Linked DNA regions of Homo sapiens: region 2 is linked to region 1. Evidence: read pairs that join two places in POLR2A ChIA-PET (ENCODE). Cell type or tissue: GM12878. All regions are shown on one strand. Region 1 has its middle 51 kb from the start of SPAG16-DT. Region 2 overlaps IKZF2 (IKAROS family zinc finger 2).

Region 1 (8,000 bases):
AAAGAAATAATACACTTACAGCCTGGATAATAGTAAGTGGTATTTTTAAATGGTAGGTATTTTAACAACTCCAAACCAACTTAGGTCTAAATAAAATGTGCAGAAAATCTCTGTTTTTACTACCGCAAATATTAATATCCTATTTGGGGAAATGTGATTGCCCAGAGACAGTTTTGTGATTGGCTGTCTGCTGTTATTGATAACAAAGAGATTATCAGAATCAGTAGTGCTGGGGCCCTCACCAGGGTCTCAAACAGTGTTAGCCTTTCTGGAAGAGCAGTGGCTGATATTTGTTGAGCACTGGTTATGAGCCACGTGGAAAACTAAACATTGAAATGCATTATTGTCTCTTTTTATCCTTACAAAACTCTTTGAGATAGGAAAAATTGGTATCATTTTTAAAGAAGATGAAATAATAACAGAGATTTAAGGAATTTGCCCAAGGTTAAAAAAAAAAAAAGGTGATAAATTGCAGAGCCAGTATTTAAAACTGGCAGTCTAACCTCAGAGTATCTATTAATACATTGATACTATACTCTATTTCCTCTTGATGAATTCTTTAACATTTTCTTCTCTAACGTGTGTACAGCAGTCCCTCCTTATCTGCTGGGGATATGTCCCAAGAGTTCCAGTGGATGCCTGAAACTGTGGATAGTACCAAACCCAAGCACTGTGGTACCGTAGCAGTTGTTCTGATCACCGAGGCAGTTAAACAGTGACTGACGGGCATATAGCATAAACAATGTGGAGATGCTGAACAAAGAGATGACTCACGTCCCAGCTGGGACAGAATGGGTCCATGCAAGATTTCATCACACTACTCAGAACGGACGATTTAAAACGTATGAATTATTTTTTCCTGGAATTTTCAGTTGAATATTTTTGAACCATGGATAAATGAAACCATGAAAAGCAAAACCACCAAGAAGGGGAAACTACTGTATTAAGAGTGAACCTAAGGGTGACCATTGGTCACCACTGAGTTATCCTTCCCTTCCTTATCTGGCTGCTCACCTGAAGTAAATTGAAGTAAACACAAAATCAAATAGAAAAAATTGAAATATCAGTTTCTCATTTTCCCCACGAATGTGTTCAAATAACTCAAGTTTTCATTTGGTAAAACATGGAGCCTCAATTTCCTCGCCTATTAACGGTAGTAATAACTAACTTATAGAGTTGTTACGACCATTAAATAAAATTTGTGTCAAGTACCTAATGAGATTTAAGGAATTTGCCCAAGGTAAAAAAAAAAAAAAAAAAAGGTGACAAATTGCAGAGCCAGTATTTAAAACTGGCAGTCTAATCTCAGAGTATCTGTTAATACTTTGATACTATACTCTATTGCCTCTTGATGAATTCCTTAACGTTTTCTTCTCTAACATGTGTACAGCAGTCCCTACTTATCTGCTGGGGGTATGTCCCAAGAGCCTCAGTGGATGCCTGAAACTGTCTGGCATATAGGAGGTGCCTGGAATATAGAATAAGCAGCTATTCCCATGATTGTTGTTATGTCCTGGAGAGAGCTATATGTGTCCTTAGAGTAAGGAAAAGTGGCGAGTTGAACTTAGAATAAAAAAATAACGATTTGAAGGAAGCCATGGGTGGTTTAAAGAGAAGACTTCAATAATGCTTATGGCAACACCATGCAGATTTTTATTCACTTCTAGGGTTATTCAAATTCTCTCTTTCCTGCTATTCTCCTTGTTAAAATCTGCGTCCTTTTGAAGCATATGGGTAGGTATCATATTGTGTGTGAAAATTAAAGAGGCACTAGTCTAAAAATACGTAACCTGGATTCTATTTCTGGTCTAGCTATAGGCTCCTGTGAGTTTATTAATAAGTGTATACCTCAATTTCTTATATATAGGTATAAAACTAACTCCTTATAGAAATTTTGAAGTGATGATATAGCATCCATAGATCTCTGAGTTCTCTTGAAGTAAGCAGTGTATATAAGAAAGGTTTATATTATTAGGTCATATATGTTTCAGTTAAAAAAGTGCTTTGGTGACAGAAAAGCTATGCTTATAAACAGGAAACCGTGTTTATTAATGGAAATTTACTTTTTTGTGAATTTTTGAGTTTTTTAATATGTTTAATATATTGTTTAAATGATGTTTAACTTTTTTAAAATTAAAAATTATTGAACACTGATGAAAGAAATTTAGAAAATACCTACCTTACATCACCATGTTGACTTCACGTTGCTAAGGCAGACATGAGTTAGATTAACATTATGTAAGGACTTAAATTAATTGTTTCATTTGTCTTATTAAATGCATTTTATTAATGGTTAATGATCTTAATTCTCAACTTTGGAATTAGATAAATGAGCAAAGATTTTTACATTATTTTACCACTAGATTCTTTTACTTTTTATTATCCTAGGATAATAGGATAATTATTATCCTATATAATAATTGTATTATATAGGATAAATATTGTAGGTTCCTCTACAAATATGTGATAATCAGACATTCTAATCATCTGTGGAGGTTTAAATATAAAATATATTTAATATGTATATACATGTTAGGGCTTCGTCCCCACAAATTCTGTTCAGTTAGCCTGCCTTGGGAGCTATGCATTTAAAATGGTCCCCAGGTGACTCTAAAATGTGTCCCTAATTAAGCTGTCTTTTTGCTTTCATAGATCTTTTAATTCTAAAGGTAAGGTTAGCTTTTCTCTAGTATTAGCAGGCACAGCTGGAGAAAGAACATGCTATTGATTCCCCAGAAATTCTGTTTTCCAATCTTATGTGAGTTTGGCTAGAGTAGAAAAATAAGAATGTGGGAGATAATTAATAGAGTATCTAGATTCCTGAGGGCCCATCACCATGTCCACCTATGTACAAACTAGAACTGCTTTTGTGTTCTCTTGTTCTGCTTGATCCTTACAACATTTGCCCACCTGCTGAGTGAATTTTTAATACACCAGTGCGAGCATTTAGAGTTCTTGTTAGAAAATGGTTTGACAGCAGTACATGATATCTCAGTTCAATGTAGCAAAAATATTTGTGTTTTATGAAGTATTTTCTTGAACTTTGATATTTTTAGGTTTGCTTTTATTATATTACTCCTTAAATATAATAACTCATTGTAATATCTTAAGTGTTATTATAATGTAACAAAAATGATATGTTCTTGAGAGGGGATGGGGTTGCCTAACATACGGCCAGGAGTGGGCAAAGCACTCTGTAATCTGTAAATAATAAAAAAAAAAGTGGAATCAAATTAAAAATCACCTTCATGAATTTAATGAATCATAAGATGTTGATCCTTGCACAACAGTTTGTTATGCACACATTTTGCATACCACACCTTTTGCAAAAAGTTAAGTTCGCTTTTTTAGAAAGTGTACATAGTTCACCTTCATCCGAGGAGACGGTTCAAAATAACTGTGAAAGCAAGTTTTAAAAATAATTATAAACCTACCAAACAGTAATTGTAACAAAGGCAAGCAATGCAGAAATATGAAAAATAAAAGGAATAGTTGCCCTTCTATCCTGTACCTCATGTTACAGAGACATATACTGTGTGTCACTCCAGGACTGTATTTATATAGAAAAACACACATGCATATGCACACACACACACAAACACACACACTCTCTCTGTCTCTCTCACCAGAGGCTTATTTTTCTTTTAACAAAAATTGTCCCTTTTTACATGTGAAAAATGGTCCCAACAAATGTTTTAAGGCATTTCTTAGATGCCTAAAGATTAGGAAACACTGTGCTTGGGCTAATTTTGGGACTCTGAGGATATGAAGAGTGAAAAGCTGTTCATACCCAATTTTTCTGAATGTCAGGGAAAGGTACACCTGTTTTCAAGTCTTTACATCTCTGTGTCTCCCCAGGGGATAGAGCTTTTACTCAGGGGATTTCTGGTTGGGGGAAGAGGGTCTGCACCACAGTCTCACTCTAAGTGATTATTATCACACCGGTAAGTTTCCACTGTGGCTGCTGCGTGCAGGCTGTGAACACATTTGAAGTCAGCAGGGGACCGTTAGAAACCTCCCCTTTGCTGAGACGGAGCTGTAGAAACTTCTGCTTCACTGAAGCATACTTGCAACCTGCGGTCAGTCGCTTCTTTTTTCATGCAGTGCTGTTTTAAACTGTCTTCTATCCCACAGAGCAAAAACATACCCAACAAAAAACAGTACAAACAATCCCCATGAGTGTTTTTGAATTTTCCTCTGCTAATCTCATTGTTAATGGTATGAGGTCTTGCCAGGAGCCATTTGTGGTTTAGACACACTAAATAACATAACATTCACACAGTTAAAAACAATTAATATTAAGCATCAAATCAAAGGCTATTTGATGAAAAACATAGGCTAACTGACTTTTCTACCTATCTTATAGAAACGAATTTCATCTTTTTTACAGGTCTCTGATTGCTAGATGAGGGGGCATATTTAGTAATCTGCAGAAGATATAGGATGCTACACTTTAATAATGACATAATTGCATAAATTGCACACTAAGTTTGCATATTAGATTATCAGCCAAAGATTATCCTGTGTAAAATAAAAATGCTCTCCATTAGTTAGTGGAAAGTGATTCAAATCAACCTTGCCTTATCTATGGTTGTCCTTAGCTGGCAGTGGATTTAGCAGTACTTAAATCTCTATTTGGTATGAATTGAAAGGATGTTGTCCTTGGTTGACAGCACTGATTTTTCTATCAAAAGGAGTTTAAGTAGAATTACCATGTATAGTAGAAATTTCAGAAGGAATTTAAAAGTCATGCAAATAAAAAGGATCCCACAACCATTATCTCTAATCTACCCAGGACTAATTAAATTTCTGTTAAAAATACTTTGAAGTTCACATTGTATGCAAAACAGGATATGAGAAGTTTATGTGGTTACAGGTATTATTTGTCTTCCTAAATCATTAAAAAACTATAAGTTAGAGACAAATCAAATCCCACCATCAACTTATTTTGAAAACAGTGGTAGGTCATGGTGATGAGGCACATCCAGAAAGTTATTGGCTTTATTTATTTACTTGTCGTTTGTCTTACTAATAAATCATAACATTGTTATAAATCATAAGCCTTCAAAAATGATTGAGACTATAAAAAGTAATAATCATGATAATTTTGTTACTTTTACTAGTTTAAAAGACATCAGAACCACTAGTTAAATAAAGAAATTGCTAGTTTGAAAACAGACTGAATAAAAGCACATATTCTTTCAATTTATATTGGTTATGGATGCTGCCATTGGATTAATTTCATCTTTGGCATTTGTAATTAAAAACACTGACTTTATTATTTGGAGTACTAAGGTTGATTATGAAGCTTCAGAATTTTAAGATCTCCTTTATGTGATTTGGGGCCAAGTATTTATCTTTCTGAGCTTTGTTGATCTCCCTGTGAAAGAGACACAATTATTTCTACCTCATTGGGTTTGCTTTAAGAACAATGAAGAGTACTGGGCAGGAGAGGAAAATTCTATGCTCCCTTCCCTTCCCAAGGGAAAACAGCTTCCGCTCTTTCTTCTGCCCCCAAGGAGCAGGGACAGTGCTCTGACTGGCCTGGATTTCTCTTTAATTCATTGTTGATATTCCCTTTTCTTACTCTCCAGGTATTCTTCCTGTTTCTTTCCTACTTTTCCCTGCTGTTCCTCTTGTGTGTCTGGCCTTGTCAGGTCACTGTGAGCACAGCCTGCCAAATACTTACAAAATAAGAAGACCTGATGCAAGAATAGGAGATGATTCTGACAATCTTAGCAGGCAATTTGTGAATAATATAGTATTTAGGTTTTTCTGGTCTGAGGCTCTGCATCTCTGTTGTAGGTGTGTTTGGAGGCAGGGGTAATGAATGCAGAGGGATAAATCTTCTTATGATTGGCTGATCCTCATAATTTCTCAATTGGTTTCATTCATACTGTACTTAGGAGTAATTCCTTCAAGTAATTCCTGCTGTTAGCTGATGGAGCTTCTTTAATTTCTTTGCTGATGAGAAATTATACTGTTTTGTTTCTATTAGTATTTCATTGGAAAATATTTCACTGGAAAGACAGAGGAGACTGAGTCACATATTGTTAACTAACTGCTAGAGTGAACCTAAGGGCTCTAGAATTAAATGGAAAAGTGTTTTTACATAAGTAACATATGTTTATTGAAGAAAATTAGGAGACAGAAATGATTCAAAGTCATAAATACATCCTTACCACAAAATTTTATCGTATATTCTTCTGGAATATGTAGTTTATAGAATAATAGATGATATTACCTATTTAAATATTATTATATGTAGTATGTTATTTATGTATTATGTTACATTATACAATATAAACACTGTTATAATTTACTTTAAACATTTAGCATAACGTAAACGTTTTTCTATGTCAATAAGTGCATTTTAACAACAGCATTTTTAGTTATTATAGGACATTCCAATTTCCTGTTGTTTTGTTTTTCCTAACTTAACATATATTTTTTCAGTGTATTTGTTATTAACACTGCCATTTGGTTTAGTGATTGTAATTGAAGTTGTAAAGCATAAAAATATTATTTTTAATATTTGAATTCTGTTTATAAGAGCATGTCATTTTCACTATCACTACTTAATACTTTGTCCAGGTTTTTTCTTTTTTATTTTTCCTTTTCTTTTTTTTTTTTTTAGTGATATAAACATTTGCTTGTCCAATTTCAGTAAAGTGTAGGGTTCAGCCATTTGTCACCACGGGTCTGCATGTTTCTCTTTGCTTTTTCAGTTGAACCACTCTGACCTATAGGTTCCTAAAGTCTGAGAGTTTCTTTTATGTTCAACTTGAAGATCTATCAAAATGAATTGAAATCCTAAAATATACAACAGTGAAAAAAATAAATGTTAATTAAAACTACTTCTTTTCACAACTAATTGCTAAAGTAATATAATTAGATAGAAAGGTATTTTTGCTGGTTCAAGCTTTTATGAATACAAATACATATATTTCTGTCTCAAATCACTCAAGTTCATGGTTTTGCACTTGGTTTTTAAGATGAAACTCAGTATATTAATTACATGAGAGATATGACAGTGGTACTACTTGTAGTATTTTGAGATAGCCAAAGAAAGGGCTCTATACCTATGAAAAGTCCAATCTTGATTTATTCTCATTCTGTTCAGTTCACCTCCTTCATAGCTCGCTGAACCACAAGAGAAAGAATTTTCTGAAATGGTAACTTTGGCTTTTAAGAAATCACTTTGAGTCAAATCATTCATTATTCTGAGACAACATTTGGTCTTATTCTTCAGTCCCATTGAGGGACTCAAAATCCAAGTCTATATTACTAGGAATAATTCTGAGTAACTAACCAAAAAATTGGTAGAATAAGTGAGTTCTTTTCTTTTTGGAATAATTAGTTGCTTTAAAAAAACTATGTTTCTATTGGAAGGAGGAATGGAAATTGAGGAAATGGTAACAAGTATCATGGTTTTTTTGTGTGTGAGTCATCAATTAGATTTACTTTTACATAGGGAAGGTAGTACCATTCCCTGTTCTTTTTTCAAATAAAGGAGTTAGAGTGGCCAGAGGGAATAATCCAGGAATATTTGATAATGAAAAGTGGGACCCAGCTGGTCCTCTCAGCTCCGTGTTTGTGCAGTTAAGTATGAAAATAGATCATAAACACACAAATGCCTTTTGTTTCTTTAGCTAATCTAATTTTATTGGTAAAGAAACCTTTAAATGCATTGTGATTTCTTTCACATGCGGATTAGTATACTCTCATATCTTCATATTCTCTTTTTTAATGGGGGGAAATAGTGCCTCACTTAAACCATGATGTGAGAGGCTCTGATACAATTAAAACGATCTAAACAGCTGTAGAAACATTTCTGAGCCTTGTTGATGAAGAAGTAATCTCGTTTGATGGACGTCTTCATTTCTATCTTAATCACAGCATGCAAGATTAGCAATACATGTGTTTCACTCCACTTAATTGCTCAGAACGCATGCACAAATGCAGGGCTTTACTTCAATTAATTATTTTGAATTTCAATG
Region 2 (8,000 bases), 220 kb before region 1:
AGTCACCCTTAGGCCTTCTTTCAATGAGTTCTCAATAAATCCCTCCAGCTAGTCTTAGAGTGCTATTTTGGTGATGTGTTAGTTCTTCAATTTCAGATTGAAAGGAAACCTTCTTTAAGTGTTTATTGAAGTAATGGAATTGTGTTATCCTCTCCTCCCTGAAATAACCAAAGCAAAGATTTTTGTCTCAATCACCATTTAATCAGGATGTCCCACAATGCTGACACTAGAATGTCAGAATCTGTTTGAATATTTTTATCCTAATAGATATATATACAATGAATAACAATTCTTTAACAATTCTTTTTATTGAATCTCTATTATTCATATTTCTTTTAAAAAGTCCATGCTTTTTGTATCCTCAGAGACAATCTATGACTTACAGCATGCATCCAGAATGATGCCAACATTGGGCGTATCAAAGAATATCTAAGGGTTCGGAAATGAAAAGGGAAAGTCTAAATATATGATATTTAATCTTTTCAGTTCAAAATCATAGGCTGGATGAAAAAACAAAGATTAAAATATGAAATAAAGATCCAAATATGAAACATCTTGAATGTAGGTTGCTGCATTATTTTTCCAATGCAGAATTTTGAAAAAAAGAAAAATTATCTTCATTCCAGATAAAATACGAAAATAATTAACCCATTTATGCCTGAGGTTGAAATTTTGTTTTAATTTTTGCAATCAGACCTTGGCGATGACCTTGAGCAGTAGGATATAAATAACTCCCACATGCTTAGCGTTCCAATAATGGGACACTAGGCATAAATGTTAATAGGTTAAAAAAAAAACAGCTAAAAACCTGACACTAATGAAAATTTTAAAACAGATTACAAAACTGGCCAATAGGCTGGACCGTTTCTCTTCTGTATGACTATTTTTTAAAGAAATTAATATTTTCTATTTTACATGTTATTTCACTTTATATATCATCATATTTTGAGATGGTGACCACTATCAGTCTTTATCTCTCATATGTATTTGTGTGTGTTGGTGTAAGTGTGGTGTACACAGAATGTCAGAGAGTAAAAAAGAATAATGAAGAAAAGAGATGGGTATTTATTTCATGAACTGAAACACACCATATATATTTCTAATACATGGGAACTTGCCTTTTCCTATTAACATCACCTTGCAAAGAAACAAAAGCATTTGTAATGCTTACCCACAAACTTTTGTGGAGTGGAGCTTTTACGTTTTCCCATATTCCCCGTGAGCTTCTCTATGACAGCAGGTCTCTCAAAAGGCACCAGAGAAATATTGTTGTCCATAATAGGCTCTTGTTCCTTACAATCTTCCATAGGAGGTACTATACAAAACCATAGAAAAATGCAATCTGATAATTTCTTCAACATTTTGGATGATACAAAGCTGGATATGCCATCTCGATATGTGTTATAAAAGCTAGTATGCTTCAGTAGAAGCAAGTAGAAAGAATACCCTCTAGTGTGAAAGTATACTCTTTAAATTTGCACACACACATATACACCAGAGGATTTGTTTTTATTTGAGTCTCTCTTAAATCCATGACATACATACACTGTTGCCACTATTGGTGGCAAACTTGTTCATGTGGTTTCTCATCTTATTCCCCTGAAAGTGTTTTTAGCATTGACTAAAATCAATACTACTTTTAAGACTGCACTATTTTCAAGGCTTTTAGAGTTTATTTTTAAAAAACAATTTAAGTAAGTCAACTTGTTTGAGAGAAAAGCTTAAACAGACATACAAAATAACAGCACGGTATTTAACTGTTTTTCTTAACCCATGTATTTTCCTGCAGCGTATTTTCTATTTGATGAGCTGTTAGCCTTATTGGCAGTAGCTTAAATACCTGCACCAAGCAGCCCTCATGAAGAAGAGCCAATTCTGAACATGTCTATGCACAGTAAACTGTGGCAGCTTTATGATTGTAATTTATTTTAAAAAGAGCTCTTCAGCAGGAAGAAGAATCCATTTCTAAATTGGCACATTGGCTCACTAAACTACTGCCCTAATTCATTTGACATATACTCTCCAATGCTGTTCCCTATTCATCCCTTTTTTCTAAGTTGCTATGGACTAATCTGTTAGCCCTTAGACACTGACATTCATAGTGCAGACAAAGAACTTAAAACAGTTGTTTTTTGAGTAGAAATACTGCCCAAGGATGTTTAATTAAGGATAGGGTAACAACTCAGACAAGGCGAATCAGTTGATTAAAAACAGTGTTCTCAGGAAAGAACATAACTTATTACTTGTTGTTTATTGTTGCTTTCTCCAGTTGCACTTGTGCCAGTACTGTTTGGAAACCTAAAGCTTTCATTTCTTAGAATAACTTTACTTGTTCAGTATGCCCTGTAAAAATGATTTACTCTGATCCTTTCATTTGTATAAGATAGTCCCACTGTGTACAAAAAAATGTAGTCTCATTTATAAGGGGATCCTCTTGGCAGACACAAAAATAAGTGAGAAAGCAAGAGATGAAAGGTAGGAAAATTCAGTGCACAATTCAGTTGATGTATTTAATAACCAATAGGTTACCAATTTTGAAGAAAATGAAACATAGTGTGAAAAAATGTTTTCATGATTTGGACATGTTTAAAGAAATCAACATTCCATCCAAGTTTTGATTAACCTATAGATGGGTCAAAAAAATTGAATTGTAATCTACATTTAATAAGAAGTCCTCTGGCTATGAATAGCAAGGGATTGTGCAATTATTAGATGTTAATTTGGAAAAAAGTTTCAAGGTGAGACTGAGGAACAAGGAAACAGATCATTGTCTGCACTATATCATTAATGATGTTATCACATTGAAAAAGTATGTCCCAAGATATTATGTATAAAACATTATATTCTCTTTTAGTAACAACTAAAAAAGTGACACAAAAGTAAAAGAGTCAACAAAAAAGCAAAGAATTTCAAAAACATTCAAGGATGACCAATTCACGTAAGGGGAGTCAGAAGAATGGCACAGTGGTGGTGGTGTGGTGGAGAACCAGGTAATGAGATACAAATTGTGGTCAAAATCTTAACTTTTTGTTTGGATGATGGATTTACAAGCACTTACTACATTATTAGAAATAACAATAAAACTAAAAAGCAGTCCAAGTATGGACCAAAGATGAAAATATGTCAGACCAAGATCCAAAATGAAAGAATTTGGCAAGAAAAAAAAAATGTTGTTGTAAATTTTGCTAAAAAACTAGCAAAACTGGTTAACGGGTTTGCCCCCAAAATTAAATATGCTAATTTGTTCTGAAATGAGTAGTCCAAAACCTGGCAGTTTTGCTCTAAGTTTCACCCTGAATTTTCATATTTGAACGCATTTAACACTCAAAACGAAACCTGGGTGTGGGAACTGTCCCACACCACATCCACCTCAATTCAGATGATTTGTCCCGAGTTCAATGAAGCTCATGTGAACTGAAAATGATGATTTTGGCAGAGTTCTGATCTAATTTCTACTTTACAATAGCCCTTTTCATGTCAAAAATTGATCTTGTTTCTACCACATCGGCAATAATAATAACTGACGTATACTATGTGCTGTGTGCTGTTTTAAGGCTTTGCATTTAATAATTAATTTAATTCATCCAGAAACTCCATGAAATAGGTGTAATACCATCTTCACTGTACAGATGAGAACAGAAAGACCCAGAGATGTTAAGTAATTTCCTCAGGGTTTACATCTAGTTAGTAGAGAATGTTATTACTACTAGGAGTCTGGCTCCAGAGCCTGGCTCAACCATTACGCTATACTACTCTTTGTAGAGGTATTTTGAGCATTGACTTTTTGTAAACCAGTCAGACATATTTGTAAGGTCTGCCATTGGGTAAAGACCTGATACATTTTTCCTTAATTATGTAACCAATCTGATTTTGTTTTGCTTCATGGATCTGGGTGCAACTCATCAAAATATTTCTGTGTATACATTGCTAGAAACATAAAACAAATTCTCTAGATATCTCAATAATGCATTAATCACATAGACATTAATCTGGGCTAAAGATATACCAATAAGGTAACTTCCCCTGTTTGAACAAACTTTATAACCAAACATCCTCTTTGACCTTATATTTGAGGTTATAACCAAGATAAAAACATAATTCCATTAGATCACTGTTTCATCACGTTGATAACCATAACGGCAAAACCATAAGTGTATTCCCAATGTATTCTTTTGAAAAACCAAACAGTTCACCCAAATTCAAATTCCAAGTCTGAGGGACCTAGGTTAGATCACATGTCTAGCTCCTGAGCAGGAGAGGGCAGAGTACCTGGACTGAGGGTCCCACCACAGCTACATGCAACAGGAAAGTTCTCTAAAGGTAAATGGGCACTCTTGTTATCAAGAGAAGGAGGAAGGGATGTCAGGCAGGCAAAAACAACAGATGTCTTCTATATTGTTGCAAATTTTCTCCGTGTTACCCGATCTAAAAAAAAAACTTTACAGTTATCTTAGTTATTTTCTTGACAGCATTTGGCAGTGCTGACACTTGCTTTGGCTTCTGTGAAATCACTCTTTCCATGTTCCTACTCTGCTCTTACTCATCTTCATGAAATTTTTTTCCTGCTAGTGTGTTCTTGGCCTTCTTGATGTCTCACTCTGTACTTATCCGTATTGCCTTATTAAAAACTACTACGTTGGGCCACTACATAAATTATGATGGATCCTGCATCTTTGTTTCCTACTCAGACCCCTCTCAAGAGCTTGAGATCTATATATTTAACATCTTCCTAGACAGTTTTATTTGCCTATTTCATGGAGACATAAAAGAATATAGTAAAAGAAGTAAAATCTCCATTTACCTTTCTTTCTTCTATTTTCCTAATTACCATATCACTGAATGACACTACTAATTACCATATCACTGAATGACACTACTATTTACTCCATCAGCCATGCTGGTCACCTGTGGAAAATCCTAGATTTCTTCCTTTCATCCAGTCTTCTGCCTCTCCTCCTCCCTACCACATCTCTTTACAAACACACATGGAGGTACCCCAAGTGTTTTAGATGCTACATTGGTAGTTGTTCACATATGTTGTTCTTTCTGCAGGAAACACCCTTCTCCATTTATTAGTTCACATTTTTGCTTTTTAAAACTAAGCTCAATCCCGGGAAATTCCTCTTGGATGTTCTGCTGATTTAGGTATGTCCTCTCTGTCTCCATAATGCTTATCACATAGTACTATAATTGTTGTTTTACTGGTCTATCTTCCAATAGCTGGTAAATAACCTCAGGGGTTGCATTCTGTTGTATTTGTGTCTCTAATACCTTTTATGATACAAGAGAGATATAATATTCAATGGATGTTCACTGAATGATGTCACCCAATAGAAATAAGTCAAAAAAGCTTATTCCAAAGTTTGGGGGTGCCCAATAATGCCTCTATACTGTGAAAAAGAACCTCCCTTTCCTAAACAATTCAAAGCATAAACCTAACAATATATATAGATTTTAAGCTGGCTATCCTTCTGCTTTGCACTTTCATTTTTGTCTTTAGGTTTAGGTAAAACAGGTAATAACATAGTTTGATTTTAAAGCTTTTCCTTCAAGCTAAGCAGACTTGAAAAAGCAACATAAAGATAATATTGAACAAGATAATCTGCCATAAAACCTAATTAAATAAGATAAATAATCTGCCCTAAAACCCAATAAAATAAATAAGCTCATCAAACCCAATTAAATAATTTAATTATATAAATAATCTGTCATAAAACTCAATTATTATTTCCAAAACTATGAGTCATGATATTCCTCCTTTTTCCTCAAACTCAATCAACTTTTCTAAGACCATTTTATTCTACCTCCTAAATATGTCTTCAATATTTCACCTTGTTCTCTTCTGCAGTTGCCTCTTCATCTTTTTCTTTTTGGCATTGTCATTTCCAGTCTCTCCTCACACCATACCCCCTGCCCCAGGTAGGCATTTATCATGTATCCTCATTGGAGACATTTTTCTTGATTTGATTACCTCATTAATAACAAATTTGGTTACCCTAGTGGCCCCCCATCAGTTACACAATGAAATTCAAACACTAGCTTAGCAGAGAAGACTCTGTCTTTGCATCACAACCTACTAATTCAGAAGCTTCATTTCCTACCACTCCTTAAACTGCAGTTACACTCAACATCAGGGAAGCTGTTAATTATCTTTTATATCTCCAAGCCTCTTTTTCTCCTTGAATATACATTCTCTGTATCCTGCCTGATATATGCAATTTTTACTCATCCCTCATGTTTGGATTGAACACTCCTGCATGTAAGAAGCCTCTCTTGACTTTTCCAGAGTTAGGTTAATTCTACATCTATGTTCCCAGAGAACTGTGTATGCATCCTTATTAGAGCTTTTGTTTCATTTTATTTTATTTTTTTAAAGTATGTATTTCCTACCAGACTATAAAGTAAGTGTATTAAAAGACTGGGTCCATTTATTTTTATACCCCAGAATGTTCTATATAACTTGGCACATAGTAAGCTCTTGATAAATGTTTTCTGAGTAAAGTGAAAATGCCTCTTTTCCTTTAAAAAATTCCATACTAGAAGAACAACACAGGGAAAAACATGTTTTAGAAAAGAAAGACTAGGAAATATAACTATGTCAGATATTTTTTAAAAACAAGTAATAGTTAAATCATTTCATGGAGCTAATGGCAACCAAAATGACAGCAACTCTCATATCTACCACAAAAAAGGAAAACAAATAAATAACATACAGCAAGAGAAGGGAATAGATATAAGTTTCATCATGGTTCTGTTTAAAAAGAGACATATGCCAAGCTATTTATATGAGACGTATGTTAATGATGAACTCTAGCAGCATTTTACAGAACCATGTTTTTCTCTTACAGTATTTATCAACTCCTACCTCGTATGGCCAATTTCCCATTAGGCATGTTAACAACAGATAGAGGAGATTAAGGATAATCTCAAATTATTGTTATAACAAACCCAGAAAAAGTATGGTATGAAATGGCATGAATGTAAACTTATGTGGTTAAAATGATATCCAGTATTTAAGAATATTTGTTTCTATAAATGGTATCAGAAGCTACCCTCAATCCCTTCTCCTCTTTGGTTTTACCCTCTGCTCTACCTACCCAGTGCCCCTACCCCTTTCCCACTTTCCCCCACTTGGTTCCAGCTTCAGCACCACCTGTAAAGGGCCTGTGCCTACGGAGGGCTAAGCAATCTGGGGAATAGGGGGTAAGACTGAGGCCCCAGTTGTTTAGGGGACATATCTTTGCTTCTCTCAAAATATACTTGTTTAAATTTTTCGTTAGCATTTGATTCTCTAAAAGTTCAATCTGCCAACAGATAATTCAATGTTGATTATAATAATTTATTTACATTTTACCTCCCTATTACCATATAGTCTTTTAGGAGTATGTATGCAATACAGAATTCCATAAATAACTAGGAATGCAAAAATAATAAATAAAGTTGGAAATGCATAACGCCATCAAATGTCAGAACTGCAATGGGAGAATATAATATAGAAAAACTAGTAGCAATGCCATAAGGTGTTTTGGGGAAGATTTGGTATTCCCCCAAGCTTCCATCAGCTTCCAGCCTCAATTTACCCTTAAATCCATCAATTTAAATAGTAACAGTGTATTTGGTCAGCAAATGAAACTTCTAATGCTTAAGTTACTGCTGGTAAATAACAAATTTATAGGGAATAGCACATTTACTGTTATTCAGTTATTTAATGTTCTCAAATGTTAACAGTAAAGCAAACCATTTATTGGGCATTTATTACATATCCAGTCACATTTAATCCTCAAACCCAGCCTATGAGTGACACACCCAGACACGAAGTAGCCAGAGCAGGTTTGGCAGACTCCGAGACGCACCATTTTGTAATCTCTATGTTCCAGATCCTATGCTATCATCATCAGCCCAGGTAATGCAAGCTTGAAATATCAAATTTACCAAGACTTGATACACAGATAGGTTTGTAAAAAATGTTAATGATGATAATATAAAAATAAATGGACTTG

Evidence for each region. Peaks named below come from ENCODE experiments on the same cell type or tissue, not always from the same donor. Only the 100,000 strongest peaks of a DNase experiment are listed, where the experiment ranks them.
Region 2: POLR2A ChIA-PET joins it to region 1 with 14 read pairs; 2 of 35 experiments call an interaction of 5 or more read pairs at or near these places.

The regions. Positions count from the first base shown.
Region 1 is chr2:213,229,273-213,237,272 of GRCh38, forward strand. No RefSeq gene overlaps it. Among named protein-coding and RNA genes, the nearest start is that of SPAG16-DT, 51 kb to the right of the region's middle. In GM12878, no CTCF peak of the experiment used is centred here; a DNase peak (open chromatin) is centred at 3,969; H3K4me3 peaks cover 3,500 bases; H3K27ac peaks cover 7,921 bases.
Region 2 is chr2:213,012,620-213,020,619 of GRCh38, forward strand. IKZF2 (IKAROS family zinc finger 2) reads right to left here. Exons shown (of 9, transcript NM_001387220.1): 8 at 1,172-1,315. Among named protein-coding and RNA genes, the nearest start is that of MIR4776-2, 90 kb to the left of the region's middle. In GM12878, no CTCF peak of the experiment used is centred here; a DNase peak (open chromatin) is centred at 3,342; H3K4me3 peaks cover 6,581 bases; H3K27ac peaks cover 6,901 bases.